2 separate regions of the Homo sapiens genome follow, and region 1 is linked to region 2. A link is a contact called in ENCODE Hi-C or POLR2A ChIA-PET data. All regions are on one chromosome and are shown on one strand. Each heading gives the region's core, a stretch centred on a gene start or an enhancer-like site at or near the end of the contact. The rest is flanking DNA. Distances are from core to core; before and after follow the strand shown.

Evidence for each region. A loop is a pair of places that touch in the nucleus more often than their neighbours do. ChIA-PET counts read pairs that join two places held with the same protein, here RNA polymerase II (POLR2A). Pooled maps may share reads with other maps.
Region 1: a loop to region 2 is called in a map of naive thymus-derived CD4-positive, alpha-beta T cell, with 21 times the contacts of the local background. The contact joins two enhancer-like sites. A Hi-C loop is called at or near these places in 1 of 168 maps with a recorded cell type or tissue (naive thymus-derived CD4-positive, alpha-beta T cell) and 6 of 50 pooled maps. POLR2A ChIA-PET finds 5 or more read pairs at or near these places in 1 of 52 experiments (WTC11).

Annotation. Positions count from the first base shown.
Region 1 is chr5:74,933,686-74,936,686 of GRCh38, reverse strand. No RefSeq gene overlaps it. Among named protein-coding and RNA genes, the nearest start is that of FAM169A, 69 kb to the right of the region's middle. Within about 2 kb of position 1,631, at least 5 of the 41 ENCODE cell types and tissues checked have a DNase peak (open chromatin) inside an H3K27ac peak, as active enhancers do.
Region 2 is chr5:74,575,646-74,578,954 of GRCh38, reverse strand. No RefSeq gene overlaps it. Among named protein-coding and RNA genes, the nearest start is that of LINC01331, 41 kb to the right of the region's middle. RefSeq lists enhancers at 1,441-1,610, 1,821-2,040. Within about 2 kb of position 1,939, at least 13 of the 41 ENCODE cell types and tissues checked have a DNase peak (open chromatin) inside an H3K27ac peak, as active enhancers do.

The sequences.
Region 1 (3,001 bases), core at 382-2,881, 360 kb before region 2:
ACATGGAAATTAAACAACATGTTCCTGAACGATCACTGGGTCAATGAATAAATTAAGGTGTAAATTTAAAACTTTTTTGAAATGAATTAAAACAGAAACACAACATACCAAAACCTCTGGGGTACAGCAAAAACAATGCTAAGAGGGAATTTTATAGCATTAAATGCCTGCATCAAAAAAAAAATAGATCAAAAATTAACAACTTCATGTTGCATCTCAAGGAACCAGAAAAACAAGAACAAACCAAACCCAAATTTGCCAGTAGAAAAGAAATCACAAAGATCAGAGCCGAAGTAAATGAAATAGAGACACTAGTGTTATTCCCCGATAACTGTGAGTCTATCTCAGCATTTGCTTATTGGAAGACCCAAACTGACACCAAGTTAGTCTGTAGATTAAATGATACATCTGGCAGAGTGCCCACCCAAGAATTAAATTTTGTCTAAGTTCATCTTGCCATCTTCCTAGCGACAAAATAATAGAAATGCAAATAATCCCAAATAGTGAATGATCTGAGACACTACCTAGATTTAGGTCTCGGGTCCTGACTGTACACATTAACATAGGATTAGTTAGCTTTTTCTAAGTGTGCCAGCACGTCAGAGGTGCTCAGGGAATACGTTGTAAGGGACATAGATTTCTAACCCTGTCAGTAAAATGGAAATGCCAAACTGTCACTTTATCTCCTTCTGGTAATTTGGTTGACTAATTCGATGTTAGATTCTGGTATCTTGACAAGCTTAGCGTTAGCCAGTTACTGGGATGATTTCCAATGCTTAAGGCAGTAATGCCTTATTTCTGCTTTAGCAGTAATGTGACCAGTGCATAACACTCATTAAGGGGTAATGCAGCATTTAATTAATGAGGGGAACTTTCCCCTGAGAGTGCATAGAGGAGATAGCCCAGAGCACAGAGGAGTGTAAGAATCTGGAAGTGACCTGACACTCTGCGCCAAAGCCGCATGGGGTTTATTGGACCCCGGCTCATCCTGGCTTCCTGCGGTGTTGGCAAATTGAAGCCCTCCGGAAGGCATCTTTGGTTTAACCAGCTCAAACTGTTTTGCTCTTTCTGATCTCCACAGAGGATGAGAGGAGCAGGCAGAAATCAGTTGAATTTGTTTTGTGGTAAGAGTTTCTACCAGGAAATGACTGCTCTGGGTTTCCACCAGCTTCAGCAGGAGGGTTAGTTAAATCATTATCCTGCTGGCTGGCATTTAGTCAGTGGACGCCTTTAATCCACAAGGCAGTTTCTAAAGTGTTCAGCTGAAAACAAAGATGCTCTTTACCCCACTCTCTAATGGGGTCCCAACCAGGGTCATTAACTGTCAACCAGCAGATACCGGGTCAGCTTCAGAGGAACTTACATTAGCTGTGCCATTTCCTTTGGAGCTTGACTGGTAGTCATTGACTTTTTTCACCTCATTTCCCGTAGCACTGAAGCAGTTCCGTTGGTAATAGCTGACTCAGGAAACCCAGGGAGCTGCCTAGTGGTGATAGCCATGCCTTGTTTTCCAGAAGCACAAGCCACAAATGGACATATGCCATCTACTAATTGTACTATTGCTGATTTGTATTTATTACATCTCAGAGTAAGTAACAGGCTATGCAGAGCCCCCTAGTGTTTGACTCCACAGAAATGGTATTGATCTGTCAAAGTTTCTTTACTTATCAGTATGAAACAGTATTGTGTAAGCTCTTTGCTCCAAAAGGCCATTATGAAAAGAGGCAATAACAACATGGTACGCCAGACGTGATATGCCGATGCCTCTTGCTTTGCGAGAAAAGACTAGATGGCGAGGTCCCTAGTAGACACAAAGGTTCTGGCCAGGATTTTTAATGGCCAGTTGTATAAATAATTAAGTGAGGAAGAGTAGAGAGTATCTTAGTGTATTCATTTCCTGCTGCCGTTGTAACAAGTGACCACAAATGTAGTGCCTTAAAGCAATACAAATTAACATACAGTTCTAGAAGTCAGAAATCTGACTGGGTCTCACTGGACTAAAACGTGTCAGCACGGCTGTGTTACTTCTAGGGGTCTAGGGGACATCTGTTTCCTTGCCTTTTCCAGCTTCTAGAGGCTTCCTGCATTCCTTGGCTTATGACCCCCAGTCAGCAATCCTCTGCGGCTGTAGTCACATCTTCTCTGACTCTCCTGCCTCCTTCCTTCCCTCCTAAGGACCCTTGTGATAATATTGGGCCCACCAGATAATCCAAAATAATCTCCTCCAATGCAAATCTCTTAATTTAATCACATCTGCAAAGTCCCTTTTGCCATGTAAGGAACCACATTCCCAGGTCCCAGGGAAAAAGACATGGATAGCTGTGGAAAGCCATCATTCTGACTACCACACCTATTAAGGTAATTGCTGTTCTTCCCTCTCAACATTCGAGTTCTTTCAAGTTCCTTTTGCCATGGGAAGACAAAATAGCAATGTAGATATGGTCCCTCAGAGACACAGAATCTCATCTTCCATTGTCAAATGCAGTTTCAATTACTCAGGCAACGGCCATTTTAAAGGACCATAAAAGATAATGGCACCTCCTGGCTGAACAGATGGCCTCTTAGCACAGTTCCGAGTTAGATGTGATAACAGTTTCACGGCTGGGAAGCAAGTGGGGCAAGAGATGGGACTGTTGGAAGGGTAAGATGGTCTCTGAATTGAATCCTCTGCCTTAATGTCCCCTGAGTTTCTGGGTTATCTGGAAAACCCTCCTAGGAGAAGTCAAGGAGCCTCAAAAAGCAAGAACACCCTCTTCTTTAACTGCCCTCTCCACCCTGAAAAGTTGAGATGTGACAGAATGAAAAGAGCACCAGCTTTGGAGTCAGACAGAAAGGCGTTCCAATCTCTGTGTGACCTGCAGCATGTTTCTTAATCTCTCTGGGCCTTATTGTCCTCACCTGTAAAATGAAAATAATATCTACCTCTTAGGTATCTGATATTTATATCAGAAACAATGTATGTAAAGTTCAAAGGATGCTGTTGGGCTTATGGTAGGTGCTC
Region 2 (3,309 bases), core at 690-3,189:
CTGATTTGGTAGACACGCCAAGATGTTGAAAGTCAGTATCAGGGCTCAGAGCATGAAAATCCGGGGATCCCCTTTGTAGAACTCTGCCTTAAGAAGGCTATTTCTATCTGGGTTTACTTCTGTTACACATAGTTTTAGGATTGTGGCTACCATGTTGAGTGTTTCTGTGACCACCAAAGTTCTATTTCTCTCTGTTACTAACTCTTTGAGTTTTAGTGCCTTTGTTTAGAGAGATTAGGGGAAAAACAGATTTTTTTTTTTGTATAATTGTTGAGTAGTGTAATTTTCAAATAATAATAATAATAAGCATTTCCTATAACTTAGGCACTATTTTAGTTGCTTCACATGTATTAAATCAGTGACATTTCACAATCACATCATGAAATAGGTGCCGTGTTTATCCCCATTTTACAGATGAAGAAGCTGAGGTGCTGAGAGATTGGAAACTAGCCTGAGGGGAATAGCTAGTAAGCAGCAAGGCCAGGACGCAAACACTGGCAATCTGGTCCCTTACTGATGCCATGCTTCTCTTCAGAGCGCCCAGCCTTTCAGCAAGATTCTCCAAAAAGGTTGTAATGATAAGGCTGGTCTTAGCAGTCTCTGGGCACGGGGCTTGCTCCTGTCACTGCTGGGCAAGGGTGGGTTGCTTGCTGTCTGTGGGCTCTCTCTTGCCTCTGATGAAGAAGGGGAGGAGGTTGGTGACACAGTGTCTTAAGTCGAGCATATGCATGCCTCTGTTTAACTCCTAAGGCATCTGTGTTGGGCACATAATGACAGAGAATTAATATTCAATGATCTCTTGACTGATTTTCCGCTTGTATAATATATGTTCCCAGGCAAGAAAATTTTCGTGGTATCAAAGCAAAGTGGAAATCAGAAAATGTGAAGGTAGTCTAAATGTCTTGCAAGCAGAAGTTTGGTAGGACCAGACATACGATTTAGTTAATGGTCTATTACTTTCCACTGAAAAGCTTGTTTTATATTAAAAATGGATCATTTCATTTGAAGTACAGTTGGTCCTCTGTATTCATGGGTTCTGCAGCCAACGATTCAACCAACATGGATGGAAAATATTTGAAAAAAAAAAAATTGCCTCTGTACTGAATAGGTACAGATGTTTTTTTTTTCCTTGTCATCATTCCCTAACCAACGTAGTATAACAATGATTAACATAGTATTTACATTTTATTGGGTATCATAAGTAATTTAGAGATGATTTAAAGTATACTGGGAGGATGTGCAAGGGTTCTATGCAAATACTATAGCATTTTATGCCAAAGACTTGAACATTTGTGAGTTTTGGTATCTGTGGGGAGTCCTGGAACCAATCTTCCTCAGATACCAAGGGATGACTGTAGATTATCTGAAATAATCTATTGAGAGACCGCTCTTACGCACCTGCACTGCAACTTATCCCCCTTCAGCCACACAAACCAATGGGCACAAAACATTAAGGCACACAAACACCAAAACAAAGAGATGGCTAGAGTGGTTGACAGGGTAAGCAAATTGCCTCCTAATCTAATACATGAAACCAGCCTTGCCACACCTAAGTAAACACGCTCTTCTGATGTTGATACTGCCCTCCAGGCCACGAATGATATTGCCCTCCAAAACACAAAGCTGCAGCAAAATGCACCAAGTTCTATGGCCCAACCCGTGGGCTTTCCAACTGGGCTCTTGTGAAAAAGCAGTGCAGGTGAGGGCTGGGCTGCCAGTGGGCGCGGGCTGTCACCAAGCTGGTGCCTTTCTGGAATCTGAGGCCTGAGGCTTTGTTTCCTGGCTAGGGATATTTTCTCAGAGTTGGAAATACCCTCCCTTCCTTGCTTTCCTTCATTCCCACCCCCTGTATCTTAAATCTGTGTCATTCTCAGAGCTCTCTGTGGAACTGAAACAATGCAAGAATCTGGCCTAGCCTTCCTCTGCTTGCCTAACTTCTTTCAGTTTCTGTTTGGCCCAACGGAATATGAGAGAAAGATTAAAAGCAGATTGTATGAAGCAAAATGACTAAACCATTTCTCGTAAAGGGCAATGTTTTTTAAAGAAAATCAGGAAGATTGCTTTGCCTGAAATAATTGTTACAATAAAGTATATTTTGAAATTATTATTATTTTTTTTTTGGAGACAGTCTTGCTCTGCCTCCCAGGCTGGAGTGCAGGGGTATAAACATAGTTCACTGCATCCTCAAACTCCTGGGCACAAGTGATTCTCCTGCCTCAGCCTCCCAAGTAGCTGGGACTACAGGTATGTGCCGCTGTGCCTTGCTAATATTTTTATTTTAGTAGAGATGGGGGTCTTGCTGTGTTGTCCAGGCTGGTCTCCAACTCCTGGCCTAAAGTGATCCTCCCGCCTTGGCCTTTCAAAGCACTGGGAATACAAGCATGCGCTACCATGCCCGGCTGAATTTAATTTTTCAATTTAATATGATCTGTTGCTCAGAAAAACCACGGTTATTAGCGTACACTTAGCATGGAAGGTGGAATACGTGTGTTAATGATTACCTTTTCCTTCTGTAAACACTAAGACCCACCGTAAGTGCCTTCACATGTAGCGTCTCATGTAATCCTCATGAGTGACCTGCAAGACAAGCTACTTCAGACAGGAGTCTGAGAGGCTGTGGCCTTGCTAAAGTCCAAAACCAGTTAGGTGTGAATGGAGACTCAAATCCAGATTTCCTATTGCCAAATACTGTGTTCTTCCTATTACAGGACTCTGCTTAATACATCATCCTCAAAAAAGTTGCTTCTCAGTTATTTTCTAAAACTCCTCACAACCCGGAGAAGTCAAAGGCTTGTCGTAGTCCGGTTTGCAATGTCAGAGCCTTCATATGTCATGAAATATTTGGAGTGCTGGGTGGGCAGGAGGGCCTTACGTCTGTAACGTTGAATACCACAACCCCGGGCCTCCTGGCAGTCTTTGACTAGCGAAGGGTGAAGTGGAGCATAGTCATTCCTGATTCGTGGTACTCAAAGAGCCTAAGCCGGGAACTCAGATAATGGAAATGAATTATGTGATTCAATTATACTATTCAGTTAAAGGTGAGTAATTATAGTCATCTTTATACTTTGTAGTCTTAACCTCGTGGCATTTCCTGACTCTGACATACTTTGGCATGATTACATCTACCAGCTGGGACTATGACTAATTCCTTTGAGCTATTCTCTGCTTGTTGTTCTTATTTGTGATGGGGAGCTATCTCTTTTAAATCTGCACCGAAAAGACCAATTATTATTATTACTTTTATAGATGTAGCTTAACACAGTGCTGGAACACAGTTAATGCCCAATAAATGGTGGTTATAATAATTAA